Linked DNA regions of Homo sapiens: all the other regions are linked to region 3. Evidence: chromatin contacts called from ENCODE Hi-C data. All regions are on one chromosome and are shown on one strand. Each heading gives the region's core, a stretch centred on a gene start or an enhancer-like site at or near the end of the contact. The rest is flanking DNA. Distances are from core to core; before and after follow the strand shown. Region 1 holds the start of SPMIP4 (sperm microtubule inner protein 4). Region 2 holds the start of CYCS (cytochrome c, somatic). Region 3 holds the start of NT5C3A (5'-nucleotidase, cytosolic IIIA). Region 4 holds the start of HIBADH (3-hydroxyisobutyrate dehydrogenase).

Region 1 (3,363 bases), core at 29-2,528, 7.9 Mb before region 3:
AAGAGCCCCAGAACAATAAATGTTTTTCCTCACATAATAAAATACACGAATACATTAAAACTGCTTTTTCTTGTTTGCTTTTTCTAGTTTTTGTTTTACCTGTCCTCTGAGGCAGTTGGGCGAGTAACCGTCTGGAGGGGGTTGTGCAATTCATTAGAGTAAAAGGTGTTGGACAGTATGTCAGCTCCTTCAAGCTCCCTGCAACAGTAGGGCCTGCCGTGAATGACTTCCATGCTTCTTGGCTAAAAAGGCACAACCTGGAAAAGAAAAGGAGGGCACATTTGGCTTGTCGAGTCAAGGCAGGCAGAAAACACATTTTACACTGCTAAATTGTTCAACCTGACGCTGCACAGACGTCACAGGCTTCCCTCTGCACTGAAAGCCGTCAAATCAGTAATAAATAGAGACCTAAATAAGTTCTATGGAAATAAATTTCAACTGAAACAAATCCACAAAGTGGACGGTGCCTCCAAGTAGTCACCAGAATGATCATCCAGTAGGTTCGTACCAGTCCGCTACTTTGTGGCCATCAACTGACATTCAATTCCTGCCTTAAATTTAACTATAACTATTCAAGAAAACTCACTTGACTTTTAGCCTGTGGTCTTTCCGAAAATTAGAGACTCTTCATTCAACAAAATAAGCGCTGTCCTAAAGCCTTCGGGGATTCTGGACAAGAATCCCTTTGCAGATGGTGGAGTCAGTAGTGCAGCACGAACGGGACCCTAAAGGGGATTCCCGGTTTCCAACTGCGTCGGGGAGAATCCCACCTCTCTCTCGGACTTGGGGGAAGGCCAGGAGCCGGCGTAGCTGGGACCAAGGGTGCCAGGGGTCGAGGCCGAGCCTCACGGGCTGTCACTGCCCTGCAAGCGGTGCCTCGGGGGTCTGGACATACCTGGGACATGAGCCTGGGGGCGCTGCGGGACCGCGCCTCCCCTCCCCTCCCCGCAGCTGGCGGCCTTCGCGGGCCGAGGAATTTTGAGGTCGTCCGCACCTACGGCCCGGTGGAGCTGGCAGGCAGGGGCGGGGGCGGGAGAAGGACGGCGGGCAGGCCGGGGTGGGGTGGGGCTGGGGGCGCTTGTGACGGTGGCCGTGACCGCGGCATTAGGTGATGCGTCCTTGAGGGGCTGGGGGCTTCCGGGCGGCGAGCGGGGCGCAGTAGGAGGCTCTTAGAGACCTCGGAGGAAACCAGCCCAGCGCTACGGGACTGGCAAGAATGCGAAGAGGAACCGAGAGTGAACGGAGTGCGAGGCGCCGGGTCGGAGGCGAGAGGGGCTCTTCCGCCTTGCGACCCCTGGCCCCGCCTCCCGGTCCCTTGCCCCGCCCCTCTCGGCTCACCGCCCTGCCTCCAGTCGGACCCCGCCTTGCCCCACCCGCGCCCCGCCCCCAGGCGCCCTCTAGCGGCGGCGGCGATGGCGATACCAGTTTCTTTTTCCAGGGCTACCAGGTCTGGAGCTGTCTCAGGGCCGGCCAGGGAGCTCTCTCATGTGGACTGGGCGGAGGAGGAAGAGCTCCGGTCCAGTGGAGTCCCTGGTGAGGTCGGAGCATCCGACCTGTCCTCCCTCCCCAGGTCACCTCGCAAAAATTGGGGACAGTGTGGCCAGATAGAGGGTGGAGTCTGCAGGATTCTGAAACTGCAGCCCCTGGCATGGCGCCCTAACAGAGTCTCTGCTCCTTCCCTGGTGGGTGCGGACATGGCAAAGTCCTTTACTTGCCTCGTCCCCAGGGCCTAGCCCCACCTTGATTACCTCAGTTTTCCCCAAAAGATACAAATGTGAGCCATGAATCTGCACCTACAGGGTCATGAGTTCCTGTGATGGCTGACAATAAGGGATGTCACCCCCCCCTCGCCACCTGCCACCCCATCAAGGAATGGGATGTGAGGAGGTTAGGTTGTGTGTATATGTGTGATATGGTTAGGCTTTGTGTCCCCACTCAAATCTCATCTTGAATTGTAATACCCATAATCCCCGCTTGTCAAAGGAGAGACCAGGTGGAAGTAATTGGATCATGGGGGCAGTTTCCCCCATGCTGTTCTCGTAATAGCGAGTGAATTCTCACGAGATCTGATGGTTTTATAAGAGGCTCTTCTCCCTTCTCCCAGCACTTTTCCTTCCTGCCCCCTTGTGGAGAAGGTAACTGCTTCTCCGTGGCCTTCTGCCATGATTGTAAGTTTCCTGAGGCCTCCGCAGCCATGTGAGATTGTGAGTCAACTAAACCTCCTTCGTTTATAAATTACCCAGTCTTGGGCAGTTCTTTACAGCATTGTGAGAAAAGACTAATACAGTGTGGGAGGCTAGAAATGAGCCTGCAGGAACCAGAAGGTGAGGGTGAGAATGACCACCTCTGAGAAGAAGGGCGTTGAAACTGTGTGCCAAAGAGTTAAAGAAAACAGTCATAGAAATTCTTGAGTTTACAGGATGGCAGATAAAAGAAACAAATTGCTGAAATGCTGAAATGCCTGGGCTTGTAGGTTAATAAAACTGGCTGAAATCCACTGGAACATATAAGGCCAACTAGAGTCTGCACAGATCCAGCTTGCTGACCTTACAGCTGAATTTCTACTGCCATGTTTCATACTAACTCCTCACTGAATTTGCACGTGGAACCCTTAGGTAGCATGAAGAAATAAGAGCACATGCGCAAGGACTTTCCAGACTTCCTCTTTCCTTCCACCAAGCACCTGCTAATCCCAGAATCCACACTCAAAACCATTTCTAATAAAATAATTGTCCTAAAGCCAGCACAGGGAGACAGATTTGAGCTGGACTTCCTATTTCTTTGTTGGTTGACATGCAATAAAAGTTTTTATTTTATCAAAAACCCAGTGTTATAGTATTGACTTCTAGTGCCTCGGGCAGCGAGCCTCCTTTGCTTGGTAACAGTATGATGGTGCCTTTGCTATTCTCTGCCTACTTTACAACTTTCTACTAACCAACCAGTGGGCATTCATTTTGTGCTGTGCCTTCTATGTGAGTGTTACCTGGAGTGGGGGAAGAAAGGTGTATTGAAGTAGGCACAGTGGTAATTTTGTAGTCTTGGTTTATTTCTTAGTTCCTGCACCTCTGCCGACCTTCCAGTAGTTACCACCCACTAAGCCTAGAGGAATAGATCCTGCTGGAGACAGAGTTGTGTATTAGGTGAAACTGGCTTTTATCTTTGACATCTTTATTTCCCCTCCAATTTCTGGTAGTTCATTGTAAGCTTTTGCCCCTTTTCTGCTCCTCTGTGTTCAGGATCTCCCATTAAATTCCTTGTCTCCCCAGCCCATTTCATGTCCCCAGTCTTCCAGTACTTTCTATACTTCACCTTTTTCTCATCCTCAACCTTAGTCCTATTTTCCCATGGCTTGATTCTTCCTGG
Region 2 (3,264 bases), core at 1-2,500, 7.9 Mb before region 3:
AAGAGACCATGGAGATTTGGCCCAGTCTTGTGCTTGCCTCCCTTTTCAACGGTGTGGCACTGGGAACACTTCATAATAAAAATCTTCTTGCCTTTCTCAACATCACCCATATTTAATTCTAAAAACGAAAGCTTCAACTTAGTAAATTTTTCCTCAGGTAACAAATACAGTGTAAATGAATGACCACTCTAGCCACTTAATTACCAATCCATTGCTAATTTATGTCATTAAATACCAGAATGAATCTTGTTTTGCTTTAATACTCTTTATACCAAATATTCTTTAATACCAAAAACATTTTTAGGAGTACCTCCTCAAAAACGTATTTTTGTGTGTATACGTGAAGGAACGTTAAAGCCCAAGCAAAGAGGGAACCTAATTCAAACTCCAGTTTCAGAAGAGACAATCATGGTCACGAAGTCACAGATCTGAAGCTCAAGGGCGAACACATTAAGCCAAAATCACCACAACCGCAACTTTTAAAAAGACCTAACCATTTAATCTTACTACAATGTAAAGCCACCTCTCCCTGAGGATAACGCAAAGCACACAAATGTTTAAAAAGCGGTCCTGGCTGTTTCTATCTGCCCAGGTCACAGGAGTAGCTTGACACTCGAACTTGTGAATGGGAGCTCAGGGGCAGGCTGCACGGTCCCCCGGGGACATCCCAACTCCCCTACCTGTGATCTCCTGGGGCGACCACGAGGTCACCCGTCCAGGTCGGTTTCAAGGTGATTGATGAAACTCCTTCTAGGATGTCAGAACGACTGACGGAAGAAACATGTGCCCACGAAAAGAACTGGCCCCTTATTAGAAGAGCAACAGCTTTTGCCCTCTGAAGAAGAACGTGAAGCTCTAAGCTTCGGCTTTCCAGGAGGGAAGTCTTGCCTATCATTTCCATAGCCCTTCAGCAACCACTACGGAAGAGGCCGCCTCCTCCTCGGATCTGTATCCAAGCCGCCTCCAGTCCCTGACCGAGACCATACCTGTCCCTAGTTAGGGCTCCGCCGCACCTCAAGCCGTTACTCGCCCAGCTCGGTCTGACCACAGTCCAGGGTCTTCACTCCCCGCCCTCCCACCCAGCGCGGGCTCCACTCGAATGCTCCCCGCTTGGGTTTCGGTCGCTCGCAAGTGCGCGCCTCCCACAGCTCTGCCTCTAACCAGGTGCGGCCTCCGCGACCCGCTCTCACCTCTTTTTAGTCGCTGGCACAACGAACACTCCCGCTCCGAAGCCGGACGTCCCCACTCTCTAAGTCCAAGGACACGCCGGTCCGCGCTTAAGTACCGGTGTAAGTGCAACCAAACTCGCTCCGCGCTCCCGCGCCCTGACGTGCGGCCGAGCTGGCGGCTACGCAGTAACGTCGCCGCACCTCATTGGCTCCAGTCCCAATGCCTGCGCCAAGGACCTGCGCGCGCATGCTGGCGAGCATGTTAGGGTGTACGGCGTGCGTGCCCTTCTTCTCGAGGCTTTTCCCGGCCGTTACGACAGGCCTTTGGTCGTACGACAACGAGGTGGTGTCGGGAGAGGTGACGTCACTCGCGGGCCTCTGTGCGCTTGCGTGTGCTGGAGGAGCGGGGAGGGTGGGGCGGAGTCGCTTGGTTGGTGCGTTGCCCTGCTAAAGTATCAGTTCTTGGGCGTGGTGATGTAATGAGCTTTGAGCAGGGCGTTTTGCCGGTCCAGGAAAAGACGCCCTAATTTTGGCGCACCTAGAGGTCTCCTAGCTACCATCTTGTCAGCAGGCGACCTTTACCCAGACTCTGTCCTACTACCACGGCTGGCGCCAACAGCATCCTAGAGGGACAGCCTGGAACCAGGAGTTACACGAGTTGGGCACCAGCTCGTGACCTTGTTCTAGTTCCACCTATACTCTGTTACTTTCAGTCACATTCCAGCTCTCCGCTTGATGGACGCCCCAAGACTGAGGAAGGTGCTGCATTTGCGGCAGAGACAGGATTATCCCTCTGGAACTGAAAAATAAAATTAAGAGGATGCAATGATAACATTTATGTACCTTTTAAAATTTTTATGAGTACGAAGTAGGTAAATATATATATATACTTAAGAGGTACATGAGATATTTTGATACAGGCATACAATGTATAATAATCACATCAGGGTAAACGGTCTATCCATCACCTCAAGCATTTATCCTTTTTTTCTGTTACAAGCAATCCAATTATACTTTTAGTTTGTTTAATGTACAATAAATTATTGTTGAGTGTAGTCACCCTGTTGTATTACTAGACCTTATTCATTCTTCTTCAGTGGCGCCATTTAATGTCTCAGCCCCCCAAGTAGCTGGGACTACGGGAGCAAACCACCACGCCCAGCTAATTTTTGTATTTTTAGTAGAGATGGGGTTTCACTATTTGGTCAGGCTGGTCTCGAACTCCTGACCTCAGGTGATTCACCCGCATCGGCCTCCCAAAGTGCTGGGATTACAGGTGTGAGCCACCACGCCCAGGGCAAATAATATTTTATAACCCATTGTTTTAAACTGATGACAACATAACATTGATTGCATAAACAAAAATCAAAGAGAAAACTAAGAAAAACTCTGCACTTTAACTTCACTCTCCCCACTTTTAAAACTTTTTCTTGTTTCTATTTATATATTATTATACTATGTCTTGAAAAGTTGTTATAGCTATTATTTTTGATAAGTTAGGTTAATCTCTAAGTCTTTCTACTCAAGATATGAACAGTTTACACACAATTACAGTATTATAATATTGTGTGTTTTTCTGTGTACTTACTATTAGTAGTGAGTTTTGTACCTTCAGGTGGTTTCTTATTGCTTACGAATGTCCTTTTCTTTCAGACTGAGGAACTCCCTTTAGCATTTCTTGTAGGACAGGTCTGGTGTTGATGAAATCCCTCAGCTTCTGTTTGCCTGGGAAAGTCTTTATTTCTCCCTCACATCTGAAGGATATTTTCACTGGATGTACTATTCTAGGATAAAAGTTTTTTCCCTCAGCACTTTAAATATGTAATGCCACTCCCTCCCGGCCTGTAAAGTTCCACTGATAAGTTTGCTGCCAGACTTATTAGAACTCCTTTTTATGTTATTTGTTTCTTTTCTCTTGCTTGCTTTTAGGATTCTTTCTTTATCCTGGATCTTTGGGAGTTTGATTATTAAATGTTTTGGGGTGTCTTCGTTGGGTTAAATCTGCTTGGTGTTTTATAACCTTCTTGTACTTGAATATTGATATCTTTCTCTAGGTTTGGGAAGTTCTCTGTCATTATCTCGCTGAATAAACTTT
Region 3 (3,193 bases), core at 461-2,960:
TGAACACACTGATTTTTAACCTTACTTGGCTTAGATAAGTGGTATACAGACCAATCCATAGTTTAAGCACAGGCAGGGAGATATGGCAACTCGGTTTTTTCCCCTACATAGGCATTATTAACCTTGGGCAAAAGAAAGCCAAGTTTTCTAAGCAGGAAAGCAACAAAAGCAAAATGAAACTTCTGAGTTAAAACCATTTGCTGCTGTGGGCATACAGATGTGGGACAAATGAATTTTAATAAGCCTTTAGAATTATTAAGACCCTTTAAGAATAAATTAATTCAAAATTAGGGAATATTATTGGAATATGAGACAAGTGGGAATTAACTTTTTTTTTTAAGAGACAGGGTCTCGCTATGTTTCCCAGGCTGGAGTGCAGTAGCTATCCACAGGTGTGATTATAACCTTGAACTCCCAGACTCCAGTGATCTTCCTCTCAGCCTCCCAAATAGCTGGGACACTGGCTAATTTTAATTATGCAAATACATCTGTATTCAACCTGGGGTCAGTACAACCAATAGGACAAATCGTGTCTTTCGTCAGTTGGAACATATTGCAGGTGCTCAGAAATTCCAAGTATTACACCCTAAAATGATATTATTTAGTGTAGATTTTAAATTTTTTTCTATCATAAATCATCTGACCCTAGATGTTCACATGTATAGCACACGGTCAGGCGTATACCCAGGATTATGCATTTCAGGAAATACATAAGCGTGCAAGTTTGTGCAAGAATTGTCTTCCTGAGTGGGTTCTAATTAAAATACAAAACGAAACTAAATATCCTCATTTTTGAAACAATTACTTATAATGTATCTCAAAGGGAATTCTTGAGACACCCTCTTCAATAAAAAATTAAATTCGAAAATGTATACAAGAGCTTTGGGAGTTAAGATGAAAACAAAGATATTTCGTGGGAGTTTTGAGACAAGAAGGAATACATTCAAATACAAAATAAACTATCCTGAATTTCTCCTGGATTGCCATTCTTGTAAAATTTTAGATATTGCACATTTTCATAATCTAACTCACGGCAGCCCCAACATAAAACTAGTCCTCTGCGGGAATTGCAACTAGATTAGCGGCAACGGTTTGACGCGGATCCGGGGGGAGGGCGGGAGCAAGGCAGGGAGAGAAGGAGCCACCTGCCCAGGACATGCAGCTTATCTCTAGAGAAACGGGTTTTGCAGCACAAAGTAGCCTGTGTCCGATTCATCTATTTTCTGCCTTGTTCCTTCAAACGGAAACCTAACAAAGACCACGGGCAGCCAAGGGCCGCAGCCGGGGACCCAACCCTGGTCACCAAGCCCGCGGAGTGGCCGCACGCGGGGCGGCCGGGTCCCCCAAGCTGCGCGTCCCGAGCTAGCGAGATCCCAGCCTGACAGGCGACGCCGGCAGCTCCCCGTCGCGACCGAACAGCGGCCCAGCACAGGCTGCCGAGGCCAGCGGACGGCCCAGCCGGCCCCTCGCGTGCTCTGGGCGCGCCGAGCCTCCACACTCACCATCTCGATGATCTTGGTCTTCCGCCCCGTCTTCCTCTTCAAGGTGAATATGTACTGAGCCAGCACCACCCCCGCCACCAGGGCGCACACGCTGGCGCTCGCTACCGCGCCCACCCTCGCCACGGCCGCGCGGTCCATGGACGGGGCCCTCATGCGCGTCCAAGCAGGAAAAAAACAGGCAGCTCGCGTAGACTGCGAGTCTCGGAAGCGCGGGATCCCAGAGCATCACGGACGAGCCCGCGACGCCCCGCCCCGCGCAGCGACGCCCCGCCCCGCGCAGCTCCGCCCCCACGAAGCCCCACCCACACGCCATCGATGGGAGAGGCCAGGACGCGGCGGGAGGGGTGTGGCCTGTGCCCGGAGCCCAGGCTGGAGGCGGCCTTCAGCAGACTCAGGGTCTCACGAGCTGCTGTCAGGGCAGGGCAGAGTATTGCGGTAATTATCCTTCTCTGCTAATGAGGATTAGGCCGTGGTTCGCTCGAGCCCCGCCCCAGTAGAAATCTAATTCCAACTGCGGCCCGCTAAGAAGTCGGTCTCCGCCTTCGCGCCTCAGCCCCTCTGGACTCCGACCCCCAGAAGGCTGCGCGGCACGGTGTGACCTGCGCAGTGGCGTCCGTTCTAAGTGCTATAACAACAGGGGGAAGATGGCTCAGAGTTAGGCTGGAGAGGGGCGGTGTCCCTTCCGCCGCAGCCGCGGGGTTTCTGCTACATCCCATTCGCCACCTCCGCCATCCTTTTTTCTGTGTGAGCAGAAGGGCTTGCAGTTGTTCTCTCCTGCCTAGTGTCTTCCAAGGGATAGATGCCATTTCTTCTGCTGGTCTCTGGGGGTGAGGAGGGGCGCAGGGGAGCTTCTTGGGGGAATCGCTCCAACTCTGTGGAGCTGGTGGTGCTGCCTGGTGGGGCTCTCTCTGCCCAGGACGTGGAACAACTTTCAGCCGGAGGACTAGAGGAAATAGTTGTAGGGGAGGAAAAATTGTTTCCTTCTAGCCTTTTAGGTCATTTGGCTGGTCTACAAATTAAATTGATGTAAGACAGAGGAACATGAGAAAAACGATTTGTCGACCGAAAGGTGAAATAACAGGTACTAAAACTTAAAGAAATCATGGTTAGTTTTATTACTCGGCCAAGTTTGAGGACTTAAGCCTGGGAACACAGACTCAGTATAGACCGAGAACGTGTCCCAAAGTAAGTTAGCTGGGAGTATAACCTGAAGAAGACTGAGTTTTAATACCCAGAATATTTGAGTATCAATATCTAGACTACTGTGTCATTTTGTCGCCAAAGTAATTTTTTATGAATCCAGTTTTGCACCAAATACCAATATGACTTAAATGTTGTCTGATTGTGAGGCCTAAGATGGTCACAGTCTCATTTATCTTTCTTCCTCAACAAAAACATTTTCCATATATTACATATTATTTTGAATGGGTAGAGACTAAAGCCACGTTTCTATAATTTCAGGATTTTAAACATTTTGTAGACGATAACATTCGTCTTGAAGCTGTGGACAATCTAAAACAGAAATGGAGTTCCAAATTTTGTTTTTGTAATATGGCCCGTCAACTGCACATGGGAAGAATGTGGGTACTCTGAAATATGATTTCTATTTTAACTAGTTATACTATATCATAGGTCTGATTATCATCTATATGAGATGTTAAAGCTGTAGGAGTATAGTCAATTAGACTACA
Region 4 (3,146 bases), core at 402-2,901, 5.4 Mb before region 3:
TCCAGCCAGAAAGGAAATTCAGAGGTTTCACTGAGGGGGAGAATGGGAAGCTGTTAAGAATTGTAAGAGAAAGTTCTTACAATTCCTGGCCAGCCACAGTGGTTCATGCCTATAATCCCAACGCTTTGGGAGGATCACTTGAGCGCAGGAGTTCAAGACCAGCCTGGGCAACATGGCGAAACTCCGTCCCTACTAAAAATACAAAAATTGGACGGGCGTGGTGGCACATGCCTGTAATCCCAGCTACTCGGGAGGCTGAGGTGGGAGGATCACCTGAGCCCAGGAGGTCGAGACTGCAGTGAGCAGTGTGACTGGGCCACTGCACTCCAGCCTGGGCGACAGAGACCCTGTCTCAAAAAAAAAAAAAAAAAAAAAAAAGGGCGGGGGGCCAAGGGGCTCAAATCCTAACCCACTATTTTTTTTTTAAGCAAAGATTAGAAAAAATTAATGCCAAGGTTTTTTTTGTTATTAATCCTCAGTATGATCTTGCTAAACGATGCATTGTTACAACTCTCAAACTTTCAGTTTGAGGAAGACAACGGCAGTGCCCCCACAAATCAACCAATTTTTCAATTAAAGAGGAGTCCTGGTGTGATAGAAAGTTAAGGAATTAGGAACAACTGATAACAACTTTCTAGGTCTTGCTGGGAATATCCTGATTCACTCATCCAAGGGGCCTCATGTCCCTCGTGCGGAGTATGAAAGACTGTATTAGATCTCCGTGGATCTTCATCCTGGCTCTAAAAACTGCCTCTTTGTAAGTTCATGGCTAGCTTCCACAATTTACCATGGTATGAGAGGAGGGAGGCAGGATTAATTCTGCCCACAATCTTGAGGACGCTGAACGTGTTTTGGTTCATAATTTGACAAAAATGACATTTTTTTAGGTTACAGTAGAGGGGGGAAGCCCGTCTTGCTGGTCAAGGGTGACTGAAACTTTGCTGAAAGACTTACTGCCTGGCTTGTACAGCCACCGCTTGTGTAATAAGGCCATCCCCTCGGACTCAGGTGGTTAAACATCAGGCCCTGCTGCCCAAGTGTGTCCCCAACCCAAGGTGCACCCTGGGGGCGCTGAAAGACCAGGGGTCGCTGGGGTGAGTGCGGGTTGCTCCTGGAGTTGGGCGCTCCAAACGTCCTCGGAGTCCTAACTCCAAAGCAGCATGCCGGGGTCCCAAATACTCTCTTCTCTTCAGCCCAAGCTCTTCCCCACCTCTTCCTAAATCCCGAAAAGGGCGCTGAACCCGTTCATCAGGAGCCCGGGAGAAAGGGAGGGAAGGCAGAGGGGGGTACTCGCGGAGTGAGTGGCGGCCGCAGAAAAGGACAGGCCTTTAGTACCAGCCAAAATATTGTTTTTTAAGCCCCAGCCCAACCGCAGGGCCTCCCGAGAAAAGACTTCTTCGGCCGTCTGGACAGAAGAAGCGAGCGGCCGAAAGAAGGACAAGGGGGAGGAGGCGTGAGGTCCTTACCCGCTGCAAAGCTGCCGGCTGCCGGCCGCAGCCGCCGGCTCCAGTACCGGAGACCGGAGGCAGCTCCGAGGAGCCGTAAGGAGGCTGCCATGCTGCGCCCGCCCCTCTCCCCGCGGTGACCTCCGCCGCCTCCCGGAGGGCCCACAGACTGCGAGCGTGTGCAGCGGGACTGGCTGGCTCGCCCACGGAGAAGGGCGCGCGCGCACGCGCTCTCACCGCTCGGGGGCGGGTGCCCACGCGCGAGGGAAGGAGCGCGGAGCCGAGAGGAGCGGCCTGACGCGGCAGGGCCTGTCAATCCCTTTACGGACAGGGAAGCAGACCAATCAGAATTCCCAGGTCCGCAGCTGTGCGAAGGACCAATAAGAGGCCTTTTTGAACAGTGACGCCAGGCGCCCTGGCGCTGCCCCCAAGCTCGTGCCTCATTTACAGCCTGCGGGCGGGAGTCTCCTTGTTTACCAAAGCAGAGGGCGTGTGGGAGGCGGGGGCCGTCGCTCGCTCCCGCCTCCTCGGAAACCTTGTCCCCACAACCGCTGCGTGTTAAAAAGGACAAAACTGACTCGCAGCTTGAAAAACACTCAGAAAGCTACCATGTGTGTAATAACTTTTAAATTCATTTGATTTTACTTAACACAACAGTTTCTCAATACTAAAAATAGTAGGAAAAGAAGTTGGTAACATTATCTTTGAAGGGAAGAGTTACTAGAAACTTGCACTTTCTATTTCAAGGCATATTTCTCTAATCTTTGAAAATTCTACACCCTAAATCCATTTTGTAAGCAAAACTAAATATAAAATCCAGAAAGTAGTAGTATATGTATGTGTATTAGAAAGACCTTTTTTTTTTTTGGAGACGGAGTCTCTCTGTCACCCAGGCTGGAGTGCAGTGGCGCGATCTCGGCTCACTGCAATCTCCGCCTCCCGGGTTCAAGTGATTCTCCTGCTTCAGCCTCCGGAGTAGGTGAGGTGGGACTATAGGCCTGCGTGCGCCACCACACCCGGCTAATTTTTTTGGCACTTTGAGTAGAGGCGGGGTGTCGCCATTTTGCCTAGGCTGGTCTCAAACTCCTGGCGTCAAGTGATCCGCCCGCCTCGGCCTCCCAAAGTGCTGGTTATTACAGGCGTGAGCCACTGCGCGGTGCAGAGAGACAGACATTTAGTCATTCTTCTGTCAATGCTTAGTGTACATATTTGAGTCTGTAAACCCCTTGGGGGTAATTGCAGGCCTTCTCATCTCCACTGACTCCACCAAAGGGTTGGAAGCCATGACCACACCAAAGCAAGACTATAGCCTTTGGAGAATGGCAATACAGCAGGAAAGAGAATGTGTATGGAGTAGCTAGGGAAATGCGAACCCCAATCTAAGTAGCACAATCAACAAAATTTGACTTTGACCTTTTTTTCAACTCAGTAACCCATGGAGTTGAAAGCAAAGGAATTGGATCATTTCCATCTGGGCTCTTTTCATGTTTCTGGGCATGCTGGCAACGTTTCCAAAAACTTAAAAACTTGTACAGAGTGCAAGGTCCCTATCTGTAACTGGGAGGAAGTTAATGCCCTTCTTTGACCATCACTCCACCCCAACCCTCTACCCAACACTAAATGAAAAGAAGGAAGGAAAGGGACGAAGGGAGGGAGGGAGAAAAAACTCATTTCAACAATTAGACCTTCTCCTAGATTTGG

The links. Hi-C counts contacts between places; a loop is a spot of excess contacts on that map. Pooled maps may share reads with other maps.
Region 1: a loop to region 3 is called in a pooled map, with 9 times the contacts of the local background. The contact joins the promoter of SPMIP4 here to the promoter of NT5C3A in region 3. A Hi-C loop is called at or near these places in 3 of 50 pooled maps.
Region 2: a loop to region 3 is called in a map of CD8-positive, alpha-beta T cell, with 12 times the contacts of the local background. The contact joins the promoter of CYCS here to the promoter of NT5C3A in region 3. A Hi-C loop is called at or near these places in 2 of 168 maps with a recorded cell type or tissue (CD8-positive, alpha-beta T cell and naive thymus-derived CD4-positive, alpha-beta T cell) and 5 of 50 pooled maps.
Region 4: a map of CD8-positive, alpha-beta T cell shows a loop between it and region 3 (21-fold over the local background). The contact joins the promoter of HIBADH here to the promoter of NT5C3A in region 3. A Hi-C loop is called at or near these places in 2 of 168 maps with a recorded cell type or tissue (CD8-positive, alpha-beta T cell and naive thymus-derived CD4-positive, alpha-beta T cell) and 7 of 50 pooled maps.

What each region holds. Positions count from the first base shown.
Region 1 is chr7:25,179,076-25,182,438 of GRCh38, forward strand. SPMIP4 (sperm microtubule inner protein 4) reads right to left here and starts at 1,279. Exons shown (of 10, transcript NM_138811.4): 1 at 587-1,279; 2 at 100-257. The coding sequence starts at 233. The region is part of intron 1 of LOC124901603 (a long non-coding RNA gene); the gene reads left to right. RefSeq lists silencers at 785-1,064, 1,125-1,514.
Region 2 is chr7:25,124,010-25,127,273 of GRCh38, forward strand. CYCS (cytochrome c, somatic) reads right to left here and starts at 1,251. Exons shown (of 3, transcript NM_018947.6): 1 at 1,191-1,251; 2 at 1-118. The coding sequence starts at 110. It also overlaps a transcript of SPMIP4 not described here. RefSeq lists enhancers at 176-720, 721-1,264, 1,412-1,661.
Region 3 is chr7:33,061,066-33,064,258 of GRCh38, forward strand. NT5C3A (5'-nucleotidase, cytosolic IIIA) reads right to left here and starts at 1,711. Exons shown (of 9, transcript NM_001002010.5): 1 at 1,503-1,711. The coding sequence starts at 1,640. It overlaps LOC124901610 (a long non-coding RNA gene), which reads left to right and starts at 2,120. Exons shown (of 4, transcript XR_007060279.1): 1 at 2,120-2,583; 2 at 2,964-3,082. RefSeq lists silencers at 1,346-1,405, 1,706-1,825 and an enhancer at 2,066-2,225.
Region 4 is chr7:27,661,232-27,664,377 of GRCh38, forward strand. HIBADH (3-hydroxyisobutyrate dehydrogenase) reads right to left here and starts at 1,652. Exons shown (of 8, transcript NM_152740.4): 1 at 1,467-1,652. The coding sequence starts at 1,557. The region is part of intron 2 of LOC105375211 (a long non-coding RNA gene); the gene reads left to right. RefSeq lists an enhancer at 1,389-2,206 and a silencer at 1,422-1,841.